2 separate regions of the Homo sapiens genome follow, and region 2 is linked to region 1. A link is an interaction called in ENCODE POLR2A ChIA-PET data of the cell type or tissue named here. Cell type or tissue: Panc1. All regions are shown on one strand. Each heading gives the region's core, and the rest is flanking DNA. Links, peaks and the distances in the headings are about the cores only.

The links. Peaks named below come from ENCODE experiments on the same cell type or tissue, not always from the same donor. Only the 100,000 strongest peaks of a DNase experiment are listed, where the experiment ranks them.
Region 2: POLR2A ChIA-PET joins it to region 1 with 23 read pairs; 8 of 35 experiments call an interaction of 5 or more read pairs at or near these places.

The regions. Positions count from the first base shown.
Region 1 is chr10:73,914,872-73,931,911 of GRCh38, reverse strand. It overlaps C10orf55 (chromosome 10 putative open reading frame 55), which reads left to right and starts at 9,135. Exons shown (of 5, transcript NR_160938.1): 1 at 9,135-9,279; 2 at 15,271-15,393. It overlaps PLAU (plasminogen activator, urokinase), which reads right to left. Exons shown (of 11, transcript NM_002658.6): 9 at 16,996-17,040; 10 at 16,513-16,661; 11 at 14,418-15,523. The coding sequence ends at 15,347. RefSeq lists enhancers at 10,445-11,091, 11,092-11,740. In Panc1, for the core only: no CTCF peak of the experiment used is centred there; no DNase peak of the experiment used is centred there; H3K27ac peaks cover 1,208 bases.
Region 2 is chr10:74,014,192-74,022,191 of GRCh38, reverse strand. All of the region lies in intron 1 of VCL (vinculin), which reads right to left. Among named protein-coding and RNA genes, the nearest start is that of VCL, 20 kb to the right of the region's middle. In Panc1, for the core only: no CTCF peak of the experiment used is centred there; no DNase peak of the experiment used is centred there; H3K27ac peaks cover 1,389 bases.

The sequences.
Region 1 (17,040 bases), core at 4,313-12,312:
TGAGACAGAGTCTCGCTCTGTCACCCAGGCTGGAGTGGTGCAATGGCACAATCTCTGCTAACTGCAACCTCCACCTCCTGGTTCAAGCGATTCTCTTGCCTCAGCCTCCCAGGTAGCTGGGACTACAGGTGCCTGCCACCACGCCAAGCAAATTTTTGTATTTTTAGTAGAGACGGGGTTTCATCATGTTGGCCAGGCTGATCTCAAACTCCTGAGCTCAAGTGATCTACCCACCTTGGCTGCCCAAAGTGCTGGGATTACAGGTGTGGGCGAAAGATTACCTAGGTGCTGAGGCAAGAGACTGAAGGCACAAACTGTTTCAGTATAATAAAGAAAATAGTTAGAATAAGAATAGTCATAATACAAATTAGATATAGAGATGATCATGGACAATTATCAATCATTATTATAAACATTATTAATCATCAGCTTTTACTATTACTCTTTGTTGCATTACTAATATAACCTAGGAATAACCGGTGGGTATAGGGTCAGGTGCTGAAGGGACATTGTGAGAAGTGGCCTAGAAGGCAAGAGGTGAGCCTTCTGTCACGCCCGCATAAGGGCTGCTTGAGGGCTCGTTGTTCAAGTGGTAACACCAGTGTCTGGGAAGGCACCCGTTACTTAGCAGACTGCAAAAGGGAGTCTCCTTTCCTTGGAGGAGTCAGGGAACACTCTGCTCCACCAGCTTCTTGTGGAAGGCTGGATATTATCCAGGCCTGCCTTCAGTCATCCGGAGGCCTAAACCCCTCCCTGTGGTGCTGTGCTTCAATGGTCACACTCCTTGTCCACTTTCATGCTCCTCCCGTACTCCTGGTTCCTCTTTGAAGTTCCTAGTAGATAGTGGTAGAAGAAATAGTGAAAATCTTAAAGTCTTTGATCTTTCTTATAAGTGCAGAGAAGAAAATGCTGACGTATACTGCCTTCTCTCTCTGCTTCGGCTACCTAAAAGGGAAGGGCCCCCTATCTTGTAATCACGTGACTTGCTTCACCTTGTCAATCACTTAGAAGGTTCACCCTCCTTACCCTGCCCCCTTGTCCTGTATGCAATAAATATCAGCAAGCCCAGCCGTTCGGGGCCACTACCGGTCTCCACGTCTTGATGGTAGTTGTCCCCAGGGCCCAGCTGCTTTCTCTTTATCTCTTTGTCTTGTGTCTTTATTACAATTTTTCGTCTCCGCACATGGGGAGAACACCCTCTAAGCCCCGTAGGGCTGGACCCTACATACAGGCATAAGCCACCTGGCCTTGTAGCTTTATTTTTAATTGACAAAAAATAAATGTATATATTTATGGGGTACAATGTCATATTTCAATAATGCATATGTTGTGGAATGATTATATCAGCCTGATTAGCATACTGTCACCTCACCTCAAATATTTATTATTTCTTTATGGCAATAACATTTAAAATCCTGTTTTAGCTATTTTGAAATATACAATACCTTCTTATGAACTCTAGTCACTGTGCTGTGCAGTAGAACACAAGAGCTTTTCTTCCTATCTAACTGTAACTTTGACCTATTGACTGCCTCCCCTTTATCCTTCCACCCCTACTGCTTGACTTTCATGGTCCCTCCAGCCACTGTTTCCATTCTCATTAGTTAAACCATGCTAACTGTGGAAGGCTAAATAATATCCTCCCAAAGATGTACACATCCTAATCCCTGGGGCCAACGATTCTGCTCCCTTACATGGCAAAGATGACTTTGCAGATGTGATTAAGGACTTTTTTTTTTTTTTTTTGAGACAGAGTCTCTGTCACCCAGGCTGGAGTGCAGTGGCATGATCTCGGCTGACTGCAATCTCCACTTCCCAGTTTCAAGTGATTCTTCTGCCTCAGCCTCCCAAGTAGTTGGGACTACAGGTATGCGCCACCACACCCGGCTAATTTTTTTTGTATTTTTAGTAGAGACGAGGTTTCACCTTGTTGTCCAGGCTGGTTTCAAACTCCTGACCTCACGCCCACCTTGGCCTCCCAAAGTGCTGGGATTACAGGCTTAAGTCACCAGACCTGGCCTAATTTAAGGATCTTGAGATGGGAAGATTATCCTGATGGACCCAATGCAATCCTCAGGGTCCTTCTGAGAGGGAAACAGAGGACCAGAGTGGGTGAAGAGGATGTCATGACGGAAGCAGAGGTCACCGTGATGTGGGGTCATGAGCCAAGAAATGCAGGCAGCCTCTAGACTAGAAAAGCAGGGAAATGGATTCTTCCCTGGAGCCTTCGGAAGGAACCCAGCCCTGCTGACCCATTTTACATTTCTGACCCAGAGAATTGTAAAATAATACATATGTTATTTTAAGCCGTTAAGTTTGTTACAGTAGCAGCAGGAAATTAATACATTAACCTCTTTCTACAGTGAGCTTCACGCCACCCAAGCCACCCTGCCCACTTTCCAACCTGAGGCCCCTTCCACCTTCCCAATCAATCTCCCCTGGATTTCCCACATGGAAACCATAACTAGCCTTGCCCTCAGGCTTCCACCAAATTGTTTCCTTGGCATTCCTTCACCTTCTCCTGTTTCCTGACCCTTCCCAGATCTGCATCTCCCTTTAACCTGATAGGTTTTTTTGTTTTTTTTTATTTTGTTTTGAGACAGAGTCTTGCTCTGTTGCCCAGGCTGGAGTGCAGTGGCGCAATTTCAGCACACTACAACCTCCACTTCCCACATTCAAGTGACTCTCGTGCCTCTACCTCCCGAGTAGCTGGGACTACAGGTGTGCACCACCACGCCCAGCCTAACCTGATAGGTTTTTTTGTTTCATTTTGTTTTTTAAGAGCTCAGGCTGGAGTGGTCACAGCTCACTGCAACCTTGACCTCCTGGCCTCAATAGTCCTCCTACCTTAGCCTCCCAAGTAGCTGGGACTACTGGCGTGCATCACCGTGCTCAGCTAATTTTTAAAACAATTTAATTTTGTAGAAATGGGGGTCTCATTCTGTTGCCCAGGCTGGTCTCGACCTCCTGGGCTCAAGTGATCCTCCCACCTCAGCTTCTCAAAGCCATGGGATTAAGGCATGACCCCCATATCCAACCAAACCTGATAGTCTTTAACTCTATCTATTAAAATAATCCGGTGTGAGACATTTAAAAAACATCAAGGTCCCAGCCCAGACCAATGAAGTCAGACTCTGTGGAGGTGGAGCTCAGGTTATCACATAATTTTATAAAGCTCCTCAGGTGATTCTAATGTGCATCCAGCATTGAGAACACCTGCCAACTTGTTGCTCCTCAGTAATCACACTTTAGTATGCGCAAGAATCACCTGGAGAACTCTGAATGTAGATGCCAGGGCCCCACGCCCAGAAAGTCTGGGTCAATACCTCTGATGGGGGCTCAAGATCCTGCTTTTCTAACAAGCTCTCCAGAGGTTCAGATGCAGGTAGCATTTGGAATATTAAGAGACACTTCCATTGCCCTTCTGTCTGCTCCCTTCCCAGGAGACTCAGCTAATTAGATGAGTTCCTTAGATCAATGATCCTCAATCTTTGATGAATATAAGAATCATCTAGGGAGCTTACTAAAAATACAGTTGCCCAGACACCAGTCCAGTTTGTTTAACCAGATCCTACATAACCAGCTGCCCCAGGTGTTAGGATGCATCCTGAAGTTTGAGAATCAACACCTAGAAGAGTGGTCCTCAAACCTGAGCAGGCAATGTAATCCCCTGGGGAGCTTGTTAAAACACAGATTGCTAGGCCCCACCTCTAGAATTTCTGATTCAGTCTATCTGGGGTGGGGCCTGAGAATTTGCAACTCCTAACAAGTGCCAGGTAATACAGAATTGCTAATTTGGGGACCCTAATTGCTTTAGATTGATGTTCTAGGCCAGGTGCGGTGGCTCACACCTATAATCCCAGCACTTTGGGAGGCCAAGGTGGGCAGATCACTTGAGGTCAGGAGTTCGAGACCAGCCTGGCCAACATGGCAAAACCCCCGTCTGTACTAAAAATACAAAAATTTAGCTGGGCATGGTGGTGCACACCTGTAATCCCAGCTACTTGGGCGGCTAAGGCAGAAGAATCGCTTGAACTAGGAGGCAGAGGTTGCAGCGAACCAAGATCGTGCCACTGCACTCCAGCCTGGGTGACAGAGCAAGACTCTGTCTCAAAAAAACAAAGATTGATGTTCTAAGCAAAGTGTTTATCCCACTCTGTCTCCAGTTCATCATTTCTCCTCATTCCCTCAGCCAGCACAGAATTCAGTTGAGGAGACAGAAAGGGCAGAGGGAAGCACTCAAAGAGGTCTTGACTTGAAGGGACTTTCAGAGAAGGACTTCTGGTGAGCTCACCACTAGGGAAACTGGCAAAATTCTAGTAACTCTCTACAGCCAAAGATGGTGGCCAAATTCCAGTGGGAAATAGAAGTAACCTGATCAATAGCTGTTAACTTCACAGATACGTCCAGTTCCAATGGGACTCAAGAGCTTAGAGCTTCCCTGGCAGAATCTCTCAGCCTGTGGTGGTGAGGAGTGTGTAGGTATAGTGAGAAATCAGAGAAAGTTTGAGGCTGGGGGGCCGGGCACGGTGGCTTATGCCTGTAATCCCAGCACTTTGGGAGGCCGAGGCGGGCAGAACACGAGATCAGGAGTTTGAGACCAGCCTGGCCAATATGGTGAAACCCCGTCTCTACTAAAAATACAAAAATTGTCTGGGCGTGGTGGCGTGCGCCTGTAGTCCCAGCTACTCGGGAGGCTGAGGCAGAAGAATCGCTTGAACCCGGGAGGCGGAGGTTGCGGTGAGCCGAGATCATGCCACTGCACTCTAGCCTGGGTGACACAGCAAGACTCCATCTCAAAAAAGAAAAGAAAAGGAAAAGGGGCTGACACTTGTTACATTCGTTCATTCATTCATTCATTTAGAAATAAGGTCTCACTATGTTGCCCAGGCTGGTCTTGAACTCCTGGCCTCTAGCAATCCTCACCCCTGAGCCTCCCAAGTAGGTGGGATTACAGGCATGCACCACCATGGCTGGCTTCACCAAGACAATTAAATGGAAAAACCAAGCTGGAGCTAGAGAGTCCTCCCTCCAATGGCATTAACCCCAGCTTGTACAATACTCTGGAGAGAGAGCTAAAAAGACAGTAGGGTGAGGATGGGAAGAGCCAGGTGAGGGAGAAAGTCATTTTCTTCCCTTTATATGAAAAGAGAATGAGAAATTAAGGGCAACTGGAGAACCACCAAAAAGAGGGAAGGAGAGACTGGGCTAGGAAGCCCACCAGCTGGAGTCCTTACAAAATCTGCTCCATCTCCACAACCTCGTGCCAGAACTTGGTGATGTGCTAAGGGCATGTGATCTGTTGAAACACCAGAAGTCACATTTTTAGGAAGTCAGAAGGCAGACGGCTAGATCCAGCATCTGCTGATTTCCTTATACATGCCACCGACCTATCCACTAACTCATTGCCAGTGCATCACATGACCAGCAGGTTCAGGAGAAATTCCAGGTGTTAGAACCACAGTCACAGGGCTGAACAGGCCTGGGGTATTTCAGAAACAAGCATCACCCTATGCAGGCTTGGATATCAGCACTGCGTGGTGATTATGGTGATAGGGAAGTTCTCCAGTTGGGTGGACAGAGTTAAGGAGGTAATTAGCAGAACTAGCTGCCCTGAGGTATTGATCCCCAAGGTTCTACAAGTGGTAACTCTAGCTTGGTCAGCTACCTACTATAAATCACTTACAGCCTCAGTTTCTCACCTGTAAAATTATGCTGTTGCCTTATCTACCCGAAGGCAGGAGACTAAACCAAGTGATATCTCCTTTTCTTCCCGCCCCCAGCCAGGCACCAAGTCTATTCTATCCCCACCAATCTCCCATATTTGTATCCTCTGCTCACATCCCATTGCCATAGCCCTGGCTCAGACACTTTTCAGCTCCTACCTCGCTGATTGCAATAGTCTCCAAACTGGTTTTCCCTGCTGGTAGTCTCACCCAGGCCCAAGAATCTTCCTTTGATCAATTTTTCACACTGCTCCAAAATCTTTAACAATTCCACATCACAAGAAAGTTCAAAGTCCTTCATGTGTCAGGCAGAGTCCTCTAGGCCCGTAGGTTCCAGCTCTTGCCAATCCCTCCAGTCAAATCACTTCAATGCCAGCCCCTACCCCAGCGGCTGGAACCACCTGCAGTCCCTCCGGTGCCCTGGGCTTCCTCCCTCCTCTTCACGTTTGCATGTGCTGTTTCCTCTGCTCAGAGAAGCATTTCTTCCTCCTGTATTTGCCCTTCAAGATTCTCCCCAAGGTCACCTCCTCCACCTTGCTGTCTTAGCCATCCCTGCCCATCTTGTAAATCTTCCTCACCCTGTACTCTATTCATTTGCAATGTGTCTCTTCCCCAACTTGACCCTTATCTCACTGGGGTTGAGACTGGGGCTCTCATCTTTATACCCAATACACAGCACAATGCCAGGCCCATGGCCGACTCCCAATAAGTGTTTGCTATATTAATGAGTGAAGGATGAATCAGTGAATAAATGAAACTTTTGGGTTCTCTTCTAGCCCCTAATCCTCACCAACCTGTGCTAAGAATGCCCTTCTTAGGCCAGCCATGGTGGCTTATGCCTATAATCTCAGCACACTGGAAGGCCAAGGCAGGAGGATCACTTGAGCCCAGGAGTTTGAGACCAGCCAGCCTGGGCAACATGGTAAGACCCTGTCTCTACAAAAGAATTAAAAAAAAAAATTAGCCAGGTGTGGTGGCACATACCTGTGGTTCCAGTTACTTGGAAGGCTGAGGCAGGAGGATCATTTAAACCCAGGAGGTCAAGGCTGCAGTGAACTAGGATTGTGCCACTGCACTCCAGCCTGGGCAACAGAGCAAGACCCTGCTTCAAAAAAGAAAAAAAGAGTGCTCTTCTTTTAGTGGTCCTTTGGTCCTTTTTTTTTTTTTTTTTCTGAGACTGAGTTTTGCTCTTGTCGCCCAGGCTGTAGTGCAGTGGCACCAAACTGGGAAGCTATTGTAGGGTAGACTGGGCTCAACTAATGGTGATGGTGGGGAGGGAGAGAAATGGACGACTTCAAGAGATATCAGTCAAATCCCCAGGATTTGGTGATGGAGGGGATGAAGGAAACCAGGAGAGAAGCATCAGGATGGCCCCAGGTTTCTGGCTTTCATAATTGAATGGATGTGGTGCTATCATCTGAGACAGAAAGTGATGGGAGATGTCTCCACACTGGGGCATGAAGACTCGGCCAGTTTGGGGCAGGTTGACTTTGAGGTCCCCTGTGAGTGACAACCAAAAGGGGTGTCAAGTAGACAACAGAAAATAAGAGTCTGGAGTGCAGAAGAGAGGTCTGGCTAGAGATCAGCTTTGTAAGCCATCTGTTTATTGGTGGTCATTTAAGCCTGGGTGCTAACAAGATCCTAAGGGAGAAAGCTTAGGGTGGGAATAGGAAGTTTAAGATCAGGCTTTAGGAATCCTAACATTTAAGACCGAGTAAAAGAGGTTGAGATTACAAAGGAACCCAAGAAGCCAGAGATGTTAACAATGGCTGTGGAATGCTATGAAAGTATTTTACATTTGTAGCTACTTTTACAATTGAATAAAAATGTTTAGTTTAAAAAGCCAATTTTTTTATGGCTTCTAGAACTTAATTCACTTTCTGGATTTTGAAAAATAGTGCCTGAGGGCAAGAGGTGATAGTCAAAATATTTAACTATCAAGATACCCCAGTAGGACACTTTCGCCTGAGCCAGCTGGAGGAGGGAGGATCTCAGAGGCCTTTGCTGTGCCACAGGCATTAACCCTGTGGTTGCTGGATCATGAAGAAGTGGAGAGAGGCTGATGGCAGGGGCCACGCGGAGAGGATCTCAGGACAGCATCTGTTTAGTCACTGAGCAGAACCAGTGCCTGCTGCTGAGAATCAGTCCTGCAGCAGGGTCATCACCAGCTGGATCCCACCAGATCCTTCCCCACCATCTCCACCTACTCATTGCCCCCCAGAGTTCTCCACCACAATGGACTATTCCTCATTTCCTTAGAACACCTCACCTTTTCATGCCTCCATGAACTTCCCTACGCCTACAATGCCTTTCTTCTAGTTTGGCAAATTTCTGTGTGTATTTGAATGTCCAGGTAAAATATCACCTCTTCTGTAAAGTCGTCATTGACTTCACCAGGCAGAATCAATTGCTTCTTCATTATTTTTCCATGCATTTTATGCAGACTTAGTATAGCACTTTGCAAAGTGGTGAGCTCCTTGAGGACTAGGACTGCCTCATTTGTATCTAAAATAATGTCCTGTGTATGGGTACTTTAAAAAAATGACAAAGGGCCGGGCGCAGTGGCTCATGCCTGTAATCCCAGCACTTTGGGAGGCCGAAGCAGGTGGATCATGAGGTCAGGAATTTAAGATCGGCCTGGCCAAGACGGTGAAACCTCGTCTCTACTAAAAATAGAAAAAAATTAGTGGGGCATGGTGGCAGGCACCTGTAATCCCAGCTACTCGGGAGGCTGAGGCAGAGAATTGCTTGAACCTGGGAGGCAGAGATTGCAGTAAGCCGAGATTGCGCCACTGCACTCCAGCCTGGGCGACAGAGCGAGATTCCATCTCAAAAAAAAAAAGAAAGAAAGAAAGAAATGACAAAGATTGTTGAATGAATCTCAATGTGACTGAAACCTCAAAAAGAGACCTAGAACATCCTTTTTTTTTTTTTTTTTTTTTTGAGATGGGGCCTCTTTATGTTGCCCAGGCTGTTCTGGAACTCCTGAACTCAAGGGATCCTCCCACTTTGGTATCCCAAAGTGCTGGAATTTACAGATGTGAGCCACTGCACCTCGCCTAGACCATCTTTTCCCTCAATTTGTTATTAAAACTCAGCAACCTCACTGACACATGCTATGCCATGGATAAAACTTGAAAACATCATGTTAAGAGTGAAAGAGGCCAGTCACAAAGAACCACATATTATAGGATTCTATTGATATGAAATGCCCAGAATTGGCAAACCCACAGAGAGGACAGAAAGTAGTAAATTAGTGATTGCCTAGGGCTGAGGGGGTTGGGGAGAAAAACGGAGTGATTGTGAGTGGGTACAGGATTTCTTTGTGAGGTGATGAAGTGTTCTAAAATTGATTGTGATGTCTCACAATTCTGTGAATCTACTAAAAACCATTGCATTGTACACTTCAAATGGTGCCAGACGTGGTGGTATGAGCCTGTAATTCCAGCCACTCAGGAGGCTGAGGTGGGAGGATCACTCTGGCCTAGGAGTTTGAGATCAGCCTGGGTGACAGAGCAAGACCCTGTCTCTAGAAAAGAGAAAGAATAAATGGGTAAGTTGTATGATATATGAATTATATCTCAATAAAACTGATTTTTTTTCTTTAGAGACAGGGTCTTGCTCTGTCACCCAGGCTGGAGTGCAGTAGTGCAATCATAGCTCACTGCAGCCTCGAGCTCCTGGGCTCAAGCAATCCTCCCGTCTAGGCCTCCCACAGTATTAGGATTACAGGTGTGAGCCATTGCACCTAGCCCAGAATTGATTTTTAAAAAACACCTCAGCAACTCCTCTTACTTCATCTAATTCAAAGGGAGGGCTTAAATGTTTCCTTCTTGGAAGGAAGGTGGACCCAATGGGAGTGAGTATGGAGGGGTATAGGCAGGGGTGCTGCTGTGGTCAGCTTGGGAAAGATAGGGCATACGTGGAAAGCAGGCTGAGTGCTGTTAATATAATGGGCTGAGAATACTTCAGAAAGAGGGGTTCTGGTGAAAACGGAAACCACTTCAATGAAACCAGATTGCAGCAGAAAGGCTGAGGTTACTGTGAGAACAGTGAAGTTTTACTTTGAAACCAATGGCTGAGTGTGGTCTCCTCATCTGGCCTGGGAATCTTCTAGGAGGAAAGAATTGTTATCTAGGAGAGGATTAAAATTCTGATAGATGAGGCTGGGCGCAGTGGCTCACGCCTGTAATCCCAGCACTTTGGGAGGCCGAGGTGGGTGAACCACGAGGTCAGGAGTTTGAGACCAGCCTGGCCAACATGGTGAAACCCCCGTCTCTACTAAAAATACAAAAATTAGCCGGGTGTGGTGGTGCACGCCTGTAATCCCAGCTACTCAGGAGGCTGAGGCAGGATAATAGCTTGAACCTGGGAAGCAGAGGTTGCAGTGAGCCGAGATGGGCCACTGCACTCCAACCTGGGCGACAGAGCAAGACTGTGTATGGAAAAAAAAAAAAAAATTCTGGGCTGGGCGGGTGGCTTACAACTGTAATCCCAGCACTTTGGGAGCCCAAAGCGGGTGGATCACAAGGTCAAGAGACCGAGACCATCCTGGCCAACATGGTGAAACCCCGTCTCTACTAAAAATACAAAAATTAGCCGGGCGTGGTGGCATGTGCCTGTAATCTCAGCTACTCAGGAGGCTGAGGCAGGAGGATCACTTGAACCCGGGAGGCGGAGGTTGCAGTGAGCCAGGATTACGCCACTGCACTCCAGCCTGGCAACAGAGTGAGACTCCGTCTCAAAAAAAAAAAAAAAATTCTGATAGCTGTTGCCTAGAAACCCAGCAACCATAAAGTAGAAAGCTTGAAAGGGGGGCTGCTCTCCTTTTGCCCTAGTTGGACTCTCCTGAGAGGTGATAAATCCTAGTACCGCGCATGAGGACTCTGGAGATGGCTGCCTGGGTTCGAACCCTGACTCTTTGCATTTGGAGCTGCATTGCCTCGTGCAAGTCACTCAATCTGTCTGTGCCTCCATTTTCTCTACTGTTAAATGGGGCTAGTGATACTACCTTCCTCATAGGATTCTTGGGAGGATTAACTCAGACAACACATGAATAATTTAGCACAGTGTTGGTCTGGCATGGTGGCTCATGCTTGTAATCCCAGCACTTTGGGAGGCTGAGGCGGGTTGATCACTTGAGGTTAGGAGTTTGAGACCAACCCGGCCAACATGGTGAAACCCCATCTCTATTGAAAGTACAAAAAATTAGCCAGGCGTAGTGGCGGGCGCCTGTAATCTCAGCTACTCGGGAGGCTGAGGCAGGAGAACTGCTTGAACCCGGGAGGCAAAGGTTGCACAGTGAGCTGAGATTGAGCCACTACACTCCAAACTGGGGGACAGAGCAAGACTCCATCTCAAACAAAAAAAAAAAAGGCCGGGCACGGTGGCTCACGCCTGTAATCCCAACATTCTGGGAGGCCGAGGCAGGCGGATCACGAAGTCAGGAAATCAAGACCATCCTGGCCAACATGGTGAAACCCCATCTCTACTAAAAACAATACAAAAAGTAGCCGGGCGTGGTGGTGGGCGCCTGTAATCCCAGCTACTCGGGAGGCTGAGGCAGGAGAATCGCTTGAACCTGGGAGGCGGAGGTTGCAGTGAGCCGAGATCACACCACTGCACTCCAGCCTGGGCGACAGAGCGATACTCCATCTCAAAAAAAAAAAAAACAAAAGCAAAAACAGAAAAAGCACAGTGCTTGATCGTGGAGGCACTAATAGGAGGCAGTCTCTGGAGTGAGAATCTGGAACTGTGAAACTGGTTGCTGGAGAAGCGGCTGATGCCTGCTAGCCTGGGGTGAGATCTAATATTAGGCAAAGAGACAGCAGCTGGCTGGGGGTCAGGGTGTTGGCTGGGAAATGGCCTGAAAATTGTTAACAGCCTCCTGGCTTAACCCTGCCAGTAGGGCTCATACTTCCTGTTTTCAGTGTCTCTGAGCCCTGATGCTGGAGCTGCTCAAGTTTGAACAAGATCTTTCTTGGCCCCTGAGGGGAAGGCAGAAACTGAACAGCCACTCGGCTTGGGCAGCTTCCTAGCAGGTTTCCACTCCCGCAAAATAGTGCAGTTCTGAGGTGGGAGAGGGCAGAGGGTTCCCATCTGATCTGATGCTACAATAATTTACTTAGCTTTGTAATAATAACCACCGTTTTTATGCTTTTATTAGGTGCCAGTATTATGCTAAAGGACTTATGAACTCATGAATCCTTTCTGTTGTTGTTGTTGTTGTTGAGACGAAGTCTTGCTCTCTGTTGCCCAGGATAGAGTGCAGTGGTGTGATCTCGGCTCACTGCAAATTCCACCTCCCAGTTTCAAGCAATTCTCGTGCCTCAGACTCCCGAGTAGCTGGGATTACAGGCATATGCCACCACGCCTGGCTAATTTTTGTATTTTTTTTTTTTTAGTGGAGACAGGGTTTCACCTTGTTGGTCAGGCTGGTCTCGAATTCCTGGCCTCAGGTGATCCGCCCACCTTGGCCTCCCGAAGCACTGGGATTACAGGCTGAGCCACTGTGTCTGGCCTTCATGAATCCTTATAACAACCCAGGGAGGTAGATTGTATCATCTCTTTTGTACAGATGAGGAAACTGAGGTGCAGAGAGGCTAATAACCTTTCTCAAGTCACACAGCTGGTGTTAGATTCTAGTTCAGGCCACCGGACTCGAAAATCCATGCTCTAAACCACTGCATCAACCTGTGTAAAACAGCACACTAGATGATGGGGATCAAAAGCCGAATACTAATCCCAGTACTTTGGGAGACCAAGGGAGGCAGATCACCTGAGGTCGGGAGTTCGAGACCAGCCTGGCCAACAGGGTGAAACCCCATCTCTACCAAAAACACAAAAATGAGCCGGGTAGTGGTAGTGCATGCTTGTAATCCCAGCTACTTGGGAGGCTGAGGCAGGAGAATCGCTTGAACCTGGGAGGCAGAAGCTGCAGTGAGCTAAGATTGCGCCACTGCACTCCAGCCTGGGTGACAGAGTGAGACCCTGCCTCAAAAAAAAGAAAAAGCCAAATACTTGGAGTTCTTGCCCTCTAGGGAAGCACGGTCCAGAAAGCCTTTAACCAGGAAATCCAGGAGACCTTGTGCCACCAAACCCCACTCAGAAAACTGGCTGTTCATGCAGAGAACTCATGCTGACCATATCTTGAATTTTTCTGGGCACTTCATATATTCTGACCAATTGTCCCCAAAGGCTGTCAATCAGTGGTGCATGTTAGTAACACCGAGGGAGCTTTTCTAAAACCACGAGACCTGGAGCCAGCCCTGACCTGAATCACAATCTCTACAGGTGGAGTGTAGGTGTGCATATTTTAAAAGGTCCTCAGATGACTCGATTAAGAAACACTGCCCCAACCCATTAACACAGCTTGGCAATTCTAATTTTTGATACCCAATTATCTCCCAACCTGCCTTCTACACCCCAGCTTTTCAGAACTTGATGTTTTGTTCAAAATATATAGTCACCCCCATTAGGACATCATCCAGCTTTGAGATTCTGGGCCCCCTAATCATAGGCATAGCAATGGCTGGTCACAAGCTCTGTTAACACACTGAGAAAATTCCAGCATCAGTCCCACACACAGATGATGGGAAATTATGTTTTTTGTTTCCTGAATGCCACAGAGTCAAGCTGGCATTCTGGATAAGCAATTTTCTTTCTTTATTTATTTTTTTATTTATTTGAGGCGAAGTCTTCCCTCTGTCGCCCAGGCTGGAGTGCAGTGGTGCGATCTCGGCTCACTGCAACCTCTGCCTCCCGGGTTCAAATGATTCTCCTGCCTCAGCCTCCCGAGTAGCTGGGATTACAGGCACCCACCCCCACACCCGGCTAATTTTTTTGTATTTTTAGTAGAGATGGGGTTTCACTATGTTGGTCAGGCTGGTCTCAAACTCCTGACCTCAGGTGATCCACACACCTCGGCTTCCCAAAGTGCTGGATTACAGGCGTGAGCCACTGAGCCTGGCCAGCAATTTTCACTTACAGGTCTTCTTCTTCTTTTTTTTTTTTTTTTTTTTTTGAGACAGGGTCTTGCTCTGTCACCTAGGCTGGAGTGCAGTGGCACAATCAGCTGACTGTAAACTTGAACTCCTTGGCTTAGGATCCTCCTGCCTCAGCCTCCCAAGTAGCTAGGACTACAGACATGTGCTACCACACCTGGCTAATTTTTTTATTTTTTGCAGAGACAGGGTCTCACTAAGTTTCCCAGGCTGGTCTCAAACTCCTGGGCTCAAGCGATTCTCCCACCTCAGCCTCTCAAAATGTTAGGATTACAGGCATGAGCCACTACACCTGGCCACAGGTGTTCTTCTTGGTTGAGGTCAGCTCAAGGATTGTTGGGGGCAGAGTGAAGAGACTGTTGTGGAGTTAACCCTAAAGAAGACCACCATGTACAGCTGTACAAGATGTGCACTGCACAAAGGCATCAGGTTAAGGAGGCAATTGGGAGCTGACACTAAGCCTGTACACTACTTACACAGCCATGGGATTGTGGTTTGGGGAAACTTTGTATACATTAAGTGCTGTGGTGGCCCTGCCCTACAGCTCTCCTAACCTCTACCTCCCAAAGCTCCATTAAGTCCAGAGATGCAGTCCCATAAGAAACTCTAGGGTGCAGTCCACCTTTGTTATTTTCTCCTTTTTATGTACTCCAACTCCTTCCCATACAAGCACCAGGGAGATTTGTCATCAGAAAAATCACATTTTATTGATCACTTTTATTTAAAATTACAAAAATATAAATAAAAATAGTGAAATATAAATATTCAGTGTACAGGAGTGGTCCTCACCCCACCCAGTGAGGATTGGATGAACTAGGCTAAAAGGAAGGGATAACTGGCCAAGAAAGGGACATCTATGTGAAAGTGAAACTGAGACAGTGCTGGTCACAGGTCATGCTGCAGAATAATACATTCCCAGGCACTGTCACGTGGGGGACCCAAGAGGCCCCAGGAGTGACCTATAACCTCTCCAGAAAGACCACTCTGTGTGGCATCACAGTCCACACAGTTTAAGGAAATATTTAGACTTAACAATCAGACACCAGCTCTTACTCACACTTACACTCACAGCCCACACACAAGTGTGCAAACATACACACACATATATATTTCCTGATACATTCATGGAATATCAGAGCCCTGCCCTGAAGTCGTTAGTGTCTCTGCTCCCCAAACCGCTGCTCCCACATTGGCTAAGCTCCCTCAAGAGACCTCAGCTGTTACACTTCCTAATTGGGAAATTATTCATTTCTCAACCATGGGCCTCACAAATGCCCACCGTCGGGGGAGCTGGCTCTCCCTTCACCCATGCACAGGAGATGCCCTGCCCTTTTTAACTCCTGCAGGCTTCAGTCCAGAAAAAGACAAGTTGCTGGTCAGTAACATGTTGAGTCAGGACCACCCCTCCATCCTGGCCAGAGGGGTCTGGGCAGCCAGCACCCAGGCCTATGCCTGAGGGTAAAGCTATTGTCGTTCGCCCTGGTGGGTGGCACAGGCAAATCCATCTGTGCAGAGCCTATCTTCCCAGTCTCTTCTTACAGCTGATGGAGATGACTCTACTGCAAAAATGACAACCAGCAAGAAAGCGGGTGGTGCCCGTTTCCTCCCTGGGGACCCTCAGAGGGCCAGGCCATTCTCTTCCTTGGTGTGACTGCGGATCCAGGGTAAGAAGTGTGAGACTCTCGTGTAGACGCCTGGCTTGTCCTTCAGGGCACATCCACGGCCCCAGCTCACAATTCCAGTCAAAGTCATGCGGCCTTGGAGGGAACAGACGAGGGGTCCCCCTGAGTCTCCCTGTGACGCCAAAGATACAAAAGATGAGCCCTAGAGAAGTGAGGAGGGGATTTCTGATCCCATCACCCAACCATACCAGAGAGAGGGAAGAGTTTCCCAGTCAAAGTCCTTAGCGACTTCCCATTTTCTTTCTTTTTTTCGGGGGGAGGACAGAATCTCGCTCTGTCGCCCAGGCTGGCGTGCAATGACGTGATCTCAGCTCACTGCAAACTTGCCTCCTGTGCTCAAGCGATTCCCATGTCTCAGCCTCCTGATTAGCTGGGATTACAGGCAGGCACCACCACACCTGGCTAATTTTTTTTTGCATTTTTAGTAGACACAGGGTTTCACCATGTTGGCCAGGCCGGTCTCAAACTCCTGGCCTCAAGTGATCCATCCACCTCGGCCTCCCAAAGTGCTGGGATTACAGGCATGAGCCACTGTGCCTGACGCAGCCCCATTTTCTACCACATCAAGTTTAAAATCCCCTGCTTGGCTTTAAAAGCCCTGTCATCTGCCACTATTCCATCCACACTCCCAGACCCTAGTTCTCCTCCCCACCCGGAATATGCCAGCCTCCTTCTCAGTTTTGTATCTTTCAACTGAAACACCTTCCTTTCTTCCCTCTGCCTCTTCAAATGCCTATCAAGTCACATTTCCTTTAAAGCCTCCCCTCCCTGACCCTCAGGTTGGCACTCACCTCCCTCTCCTGAACACCTGATCATTTATAGTTCACAACACACCCTGGGCACTGAGTTACATTGTCTTTTACTGTTTCCTCTTTCTAGGATCTCGTGCCCCCAGTCTGAAGTGACTAGCGCAGAGCTGGGATTTTTTTGGTAATGTCTGGCAAACACATAAGGACTGGTTTAAACCCTCAAAGACCTGAGCTCCTGATTCTGGCTACTTAGGGCTTTGGCTAGAGAGAGACACCCTTAAGCTGGCTGGAACAAGCCCAGGAGCTCTGGGGAGATATGGAAGAGGTGGAGAGAGATGCTTGGAACACTCACCTGGCAGGAATCTGTTTTCCACTGTGGGTCAGCAGCACACAGCATTTTGGTGGTGACTTCAGAGCCGTAGTAGTGGGGCTGCTGACACTCCCGGTGGGAAATCAGCTTCACAACAGTCATTTTCAGCTGCTCCGGATAGAGATAGTCGGCTAGGTGGAGAAAACAGGGAGGCGTTTGCATCAAGATTTATCTGTCCACTGGGAGTCTGCCAGAGAGGGGAACCATAAAGTATCTCTACCAGGGAAGGCCCTTATTCTCTTCCATGCAAATCTGAGCCTTTACTCCACCTATAGCCCCTACCATCTATTTACCTTTGCAGCCCATCGCTCCCTAAACAACACTCTTCATCCATCCCTGGACCCATCTGCCACCGCCTCAGTGCTCCCACCTCTAACTCTGCAGTCTTCCCTTGATCACGCTGGGCTCATTTTCAGGTCAAAACACTCCTCAGGACCTTCTAAGTCAGTCGCAATTGTCACTTACTAGAATTCTCTTTTCCAAAGCCAGTGATCTCACAGCTTGTGCCAA
Region 2 (8,000 bases), core at 1-8,000, 95 kb before region 1:
AAATGCAAACACTATTCTTAGCTCCTGGACAGTTAAAAACACAGGCTATAGTTTGCTGACTTCTGCTCTCCATAGAGAAATAATACAATCAGAAAGGGGTTAGGGATGTGATAGCCCTGAAGAGCTAGAATAAGGAATTTAAATTAATCTGGAAGACTGGGGACAAGGCATAGGTTTCTGAGCAAGAACCTTTTGAGATCAGAGCTATACTTAAGAAAGATTTACTTGGCAGTAATGGAAAGGAAGGAGAGATTAGAAGATAACAATCAGCCTAATCCAGACTGGTTGCTTTGAGGAAAAAAAGAAGAAAAAAGATGTAAAAGGAAAGATCAACGGAACATTTGTTGGAAAAAAAAAGAAGAGGAATGGTTTATTTATCTGGCAAGAATAAGTAAAAGGTTCAATCTCTAGACAAGAAGGAGAAAAAAGGAGATTTTTGCATTCTCATTCTCTAGTGCTATCATTATAGTATATAACTTCAGCAGACTAACTGAGGAATTTGCCTTTTTACAGAAGCTTTAGAACAGCCCAAGTTGGAGCTTCCAGTTCAGAGACAGAGTCTTCTGGTATATGTCAGTTGAAATGTGGCAATCATGTTTTGGTTTTACAGATGTAATAGGTATGGTAGTTCCAGAGATGGTTTATTTATTTATGGCCCTGTTTACTCCAGAGAGTTCCCAAATTAGGCAAGAGTATTCATATGGCTTACATAGATATATCATTGCCTTCGGAAGTTTTAAGTCATTCTTCTATGACTCAGAATTTTTATCTATCTTTTCTTGTTCTGACAGGGAAAAAAAAAAACTGCAGTGCTGAAAATGCAACCAATTCAACATTGAAGTCTGTAACTACTCTCATTCTACGGACTCAAATTTGGAAGCTGGGTAGGGGGGTCAGAGAAAGGAGGGGTGGAAACAGACACGAACACAATTAGTTCTAATTCATGATAACAACCATAGTCAAATATTTTAGTAACACAGCAAAGGGAGAGAGCTTCCCTTTGCTGAGCAGCCTGGGAAGAGCTTCATGAAGAGAGTGACATCTGCACTGGGCCCATTCTAATGAGAGAGGAAGGGCAACTCCAGGCAGTGGGAAGAGTACAAACAATAACGAAAAGATGGAGGGGAAATACGGAACTTATTTCTCTTATTTCCAAAGTGGCACATGTTCATTGTTAGGGTAAAAGCACAAACTATGGTCAGAAAAAGTTTTTCATTAAAACAATTATTTAACCTGAAATCCTACCATTCAATCCCGCCACCATTTTAGTATGCACTCTTCCACACATACATCATAAACAGATTACCCTACTGTTTTATCTCTCGCTCTCTTTTTTTTTTTTTTTTTTTTTGAGACAAGGTCTTGCTCTGTTGCCCAGGCCAGAATGCAGTGGGGCGATCATGGTTCACTGCAGCCTCAACCTCCAGGGCTCAAGTGACCCTTCTGCCTCAGCCTCCTGAGTAGCTGGGACTACAGGTGTGCACCACCATGCCCACCTAATTTTTGTATTTTTTGTAGAGACAGGGTTTCGCCATGTTGCCCAGGCTGCTCTCAAACTCCTGAGCTCAAGTGGTCCACCCACCTCGGTCTCCCAAGGTGTTGGGATTACAGGCATGAGCCACCAAGTGATTGACCCTGTTTTTTCTTACTAGCATAGATATCTGTCCCTCCCAGCTTGGAATACATATCAGAGTCATTAAAAAACACTGGCATTCCTGAATTCAAGCCCTTTCCTTATGCGCCATCCTTTGAGCTCTCACTTCAACTAGATTGTGTTTTCTTGCAGCATCTCTCTAGGTGGATCCATGCTACCAGCTATTGTATTTAGTTTTTCTTTTTCCAAGTGAGATCAAAAAGGTTAAGGCATGACTTCTTTCATATTCAGCTTCAATAAAATCATTGATGAGATCTTTTAGATTTAATAAGAATTCTAGGTTTTCTGCCCTGCATCTCAAAGTAAGCTCATTTGCATAATAAAAATATTTGCACTCCGACACCACCAATTACTGGCTCGGGACAAGTTACTCAAATGCTTTCAGCCTTAGTTTCCTTACCTGTAAAATAGAGATAATAACCACATAGTGCTCCCCTGAAAATAAATTAGTAATTTTTTTCTTTTTTTTTTTTTGAGACGGAGTTTCACTCTTGTTGCCCAGGTTGGAGTGCAATGTCGCGATCTCGGCGCACTGCAACCTCCAAGTCCTGGGTTCAAGCAATTCTCCAGCCTCAGCCTCCTGAGTAGCTGGGATTACAGGCGCCCGCCACCACGCCCGGCTAATTTTTGTATTTTTAGTAGAGAAAGGGTTTCACCATTTTGGCCAGGCTGGTCTCAAACTCCTGACCTCAGGTGATCTGACCATCTCAACCTCCTAAAGTGCAGGGATTAGAGGCGTGAGCCATCACACCGGGCCAATTAGTTATTTTTAAAACATTTACTTTACTGATTCATTTTCAAAATCGAGAACACTATGAATCCAAATATAAATTAAGTAATAATGAGTCTATCTCTAGAATTTATCTTTTCTTTTTCCTCCCTCTCCCTCTTGTACTCTACACATGCTGCAGATGTGTCTTTTCTCTATCTGCACTCCTACCACTGCCTGAAGGCAGCTCTTACTACCTCTTGCTTGAATGGATGGCTCTCCAACCCCAGTGTCTCACCAGCGCTCCAATCTATCTTCCTCAATACTACCAGGATTATTTTACCAAAATTTTATACATCAGCTTAAACACCTCTGTTTCGGGAGGGGAACATCACACACTGGGGCCTGTAGGGGGATGGGGGACAAGGGGAGGGAGAGCATTAGGACAAATACCTAATGCATGCGGGGCTTAAAACCTAGATGATGAGTTGATAGGTGTAGCAAACCACCATGGCACATGTATACCTATGTAACAAACCTGCATGTTCTGCATGTGTATCCCAGAACTTAAAGTAAAATAAAGTAAAAATAATAATAATACAAGATTTCTCTGTTTTCTAACATCCAATGCTTAGTATGTTCCTCTTCTAGAAATTATCCTGTAAATGTACTTGCACATACGTAAACTGACATATTTGTGTCATTCTTTGCCATGTTGTCTGAAACAGCAACAGATCACAAATAACCTTCCATAAGGGTCTAGTTTAATAAATTATCTACAACCATCAAGGGACTATTATTTAACTGTCAAAAGAAGAGAAAGTTCTGTAGATACAAGCAAGAAATGTTCCCCAAAACATGCAAAGGATGAAAAAAAAATCAAGAAACAGGACAAGACAGTATAACAGGTCTTCATTTGTATGAAAGGGGACTAGTTACTGCCAGATTGTGCACAAACTATCTCTAGAAGCATATCCAAGACATTGGGTTTCTTAAGTGCATCGGTTTCCTATGAGGAGGGAAACTGGGTGGCTGGAGTTCAAGGGGGAAAGGGAGACTTTTCACTGTATACCTTTACCTTTTAAATTTTGAACCAGGTGAATCCTATACCTATTCAAAAACTGAAGTTAGTTTTGTTTTTTTTAACTGATTTATGTCGTCTGAGTCCCTTCACAAGGGACACAATCCACCTTAACAGTCTCATTACTAAAGCTTCCCCATTCCCTAACTGCACATTCACACCCTTGTATCTTTGTATTCACTCTGCACAGAAGGTATTCCCATTTTCTCTGGCTGGCAAACTTCCTCATGCTTCAAACACTGCCTCTCTAAAGTGGAATGAACTTCCCTTCCTGCCTTACTGCCATATTATGCAAAAGGGCCTTTGGCCTGCTTTCATTCCATGTTTGCTCCTTGGCATCAGAGGCTAAGTTCACAGTCCTAGCCCAAGTCCGTCAGAAGCTTACATTCCAGCTGGGCACGGTGGCTTACACCTGTAATCCTAGCACTTTGGGAGGCCAAGGCAGGTAGATCACATGAGCCCAGGAGTTCAAGACCAGCCTGAGCAACATGGTAAAACCCCATTCTATAAAATAAAATAAAATAATACACATATATATATGTATTTATATATATATATATATATATATATCCTATATATATCCTCACATTTTACCAGATTTTTTTTTCTTTTTGAGACAGAGTCTCGCTCTGTTGCCCAGGCTAGAGGGCAGTGGCACGATCTCCAGCTCAAGCAATCCTCCCACCTCAGCCTCCCAAGTAGCTGGGACTACAGGCATACACCACCACGCCTAGTTAATTTTTATACTTTTTGTAGAGAAGGAGTTTCGTCATGTTGCCCAGGCTGGTCTCGGACTTCTACGCTCAAGCAATCTGCCTGCCTCAGCCTCCCAAAGTGCTGGGATTACAGGCATGAGCCACCTTACCCAGCCTTCACCAGATTTTAAAGGTGCCTTGCTATTCTCGCTCTGGTATTAAGCTCTTATAGTTTCTATACTCCAAGAAAAACAACAAGAACAACAAGAAATGACAATTTTAAGTATAATAAAATTGTATGTGTATAATATATACACATACACACAAAAATTAGCCAGACATGGTGGCATGCACCTGTAGTAGTCCCAGCTACTTGGGAGGCTGAGGTGGGAGGATGGCTTGAGCCTGGGAGGTTGAGGTTGTAGTGAGCTGAGATCATACCACTGCACTCCAGCCTGGGCAACAAAACCAGACCCTGTCTCAAAAAAAAAAAAAGAAAGAAAGAAAGAAAAAGCAGCAGCAGCAGCTTACACCCTTCAGAGACAGAGTTCAGGCCTCTTAAGATATTAAACATATGATGAAATAGCAGCATTATTCACAATAGCCAAAAGGTGGAAGCAATCCAAATGTCCATCAATGGATGAATGGGTAAACAAATGTGGTATGCACATACAATGGAATATAATTCAGCCTTAAAAAGGAAGGAGGCCGGGCGCGGTGGCTCACGCCTGTAATCCCAGCACTTTGGGAGGCCGAGGCGGGCGGATCACGAGGTCAGGAGATCGAGACCATCCCGGCTAAAACGGTGAAACCCCGTCTCTACTAAAAATACAAAAAATTAGCCGGGCGTAGTGGCGGGCGCCTGTAGTCCCAGCTACTTGGGAGGCTGAGGCAGGAGAATGGCGTGAACCCGGGAGGCGGAGCTTGCAGTGAGCCGAGATCCCGCCACTGCACTCCAGCCTGGGCGACAGAGCGAGACTCCGTCTCAAAAAAAAAAAAAAAAAAAGGAAGGAAATTCTGACATATGCTACAACTTGGATGAACCTTGAAGACATTATTCTAAGTGAAATAAGCCAATCACAAAAGGACAAATACTATATGATTTCACTTATATAGAGCATATCATATACTATATGTTATACAGTATATACAAACACTGTATGATTCCACTTACATAGAGTAGTCAAATTCACAGAGACAGAAAGAATGGTGGTTGCTGGGCTAGGAGGAATGAGAAATAGGGAGTTTAGTTGGGGAAAATAAAAAGGTTCTGGAGGTATGTGATGGTAATGGTTGCACAACAATGTGAATGTACTTAATGCCACAGATCTATACACTTAAAAATGGTTAAAATTGTAAAGCTAATATTATGTACATTTTACCAAAATTAAAAAAGAGTGAGAGACTCTTGCAGCCTCAAAACAATAAGATTATCCTCACATTTCACCAGATTTTTTTTTCTTTTTGAGACAGAGTCTCGCTCTGTTGCCCAGGCTAGAGGGCAGTGGCACGATCTCCAGCTCAAGCAATCCTCCCACCTCAGCCTCCCAAGTAGCTGGGACTACAGGCATACACCACCATGCCTAGTTAATTTTTATACTTTTTGTAGAGAAGGAGTTTTGTCATGTTGCCCAGGCTGGTCTCGGACTTCTACACTCAAGCAATCTGCCTGCCTCAGCCTCCCAAAGTGCTGGGATTACAGGCATGAGCCACCTTACCCAGCCTTCACCAGATTTTAAAAGTGCCTTGCTATTCTCTCTCTGGTATTAAGCTCTTATAGTTTCTATACTCCAAGGAAAACAACACGAACAACAAGAAATGACAATTTTAAGTATAATAAAAGAACAAGAGACTATCAAAACTGAAGCAGATTTTGAAAAAGATCCAAAGGGAATTATAGAAGGGAAAAAGACTGTCATTTAGGCTGGATGTGGTGGCTCATGCCTGTAATCCCAAGACTTTGGGAGGCCCAGGCAGGAGGATCCCTTGAGCTCAAGAGTTCAAGACCAGCCTGGGAAACACAGGGAGACCCCATTATTTACAAAAGCAAATAAATAAAAAGAAAAAAGGCTGAGCGTAGTGGCTCATGCCTATAATCCCAACACATTGGGAAGCTGAGGTGGGCAGGTCACTTGAGGTCAGGAGTTCAAGATCAGCCTGACCAACATGGTAAAACCCTGTCTCTACTAAAACTACAAAAATTAGCCTGATGTGGTGGTGGATGACTGTAATCCCAGATACTTGGGAGGCTGAGGCAGGAGAATCGCTTGAACCTGGGAGGCGGAGGTTGCAGTGAGCCAAGATCGCACCACTGCACTCTAGCCTGGGCAACAGAGTGAGACTTCCTCTCAAAAAAAAAAAGAAAAAGAAAGAAAAAAAGGAAAAGACTGTCATTTAAATTAAAAATGCAGTGAATGGATTAAATGGCATATTAGAAACTACTACACAAGAATTAGCAAACTGGAAGAACTAAAGAAATTACCAAGTGGGAAATATAAACTTTTTTTTTTTGGAGACAGAGTTTCCCTCTGTCACCCAGGCTGGAGTGCAGTGGCACTGCAACCTCCACCTCCCGCATTCCAGCGATTCTCCTGCCTCAGTCTCCCGAGTAGCTGGGATTACAGGCGCAAGCCACCACGCCCGGCTAATTTTTCGTGTTTTTAGTAGAGATGGGGTTTCACCATGTTGGCCAGGTTGGTCTCAAACTCCTGACCTCAAGCGATCCACCCGCCTGGGCCCCCCAAAGTGCTGGGATTACAGGCGTGAGCCACAGGGCCTGGCCAAAAATTGTTTTAATATCCTTTTATTACTCAGGAGAATAGTAGAAATGCTAATTAATTTAAGACTTTGAAATTAAATATGCATAGCAAAAAACTTCTTGAAAGACTAGAAATACTGAGTATAACCTCTAAACTAGTAGTTAAGGTCTCCTAATCTCACTTTTCAACTCTATTACTCCTATATTTGGTAGGAATCTGAAAGCGATTCTATCCCTTTTTTCAGACAAGAGAAATTAAGTTAGTCTAGTATCCGGAATAGAATGTACTCATTAAATATTTGATAAGCTGCTGGGCATGGTGACACACCTGTAATCCCAGCACTCTGGGAGGCTGAAGTGGGAGAATCGCTTGAGCCCAGGAGTTCAAGACCAGCTTGGGCAACATGGCAGAAACCCCATCTCTACAAAAAATACAAAAATTAGCCAGGTATGGTAGTGCACGCATGTAGTCCCAACTACTCAGGAGACTAATGCAAGCTTGAGCCTGGGAGGTGGAGGTTGCAGTGGGCTGAGATCACACCACTGCACTTCAGCCTGAACAACAGAGTGAGACCCTGTCTCAAAACTAAATTGGCTGTTCCAGAATATGATGAATTGTATTTCACAAATGCATAATATTTCTCAACTCTACCTGGAAAGCTGGTTCTATCTTATTACTTCAGTGAATGGCCTGGGTACCTCTTTGGGATTTTCGTTTTGCTTTTTTTCTTTTTTTTTTTTTTTAAGAAAATAGGACACTGGCCGGGCATAGTGGCTCATGCCTGTAATCCCAGCAATTTGGGAGGCTGAGGCGGGTGGACTGCTTAAGTCCAGGAGTTCAAGACCAGCCTGGGCAACATGGGAAAACCCCGTCTCTGCTAAAAATACAAAAAAAATTAGCCAGGCATGGCTGTACATGCTTGTAGTCCTAGCTACTGGGGAGGCTGATGTGGGAGAATCACCTGAACTCAGGAGGTTGAGGCTGCAGTGAGCCGAGATTGAGCCATTGCACTCCAGCCTGGGTGACAGAGTGAGACCCTGTCTCCAAAAAAAGAACAGAAAAGAAAGAAAAGAAAAGAGAAAAGACAATTAATGCTTGAGTT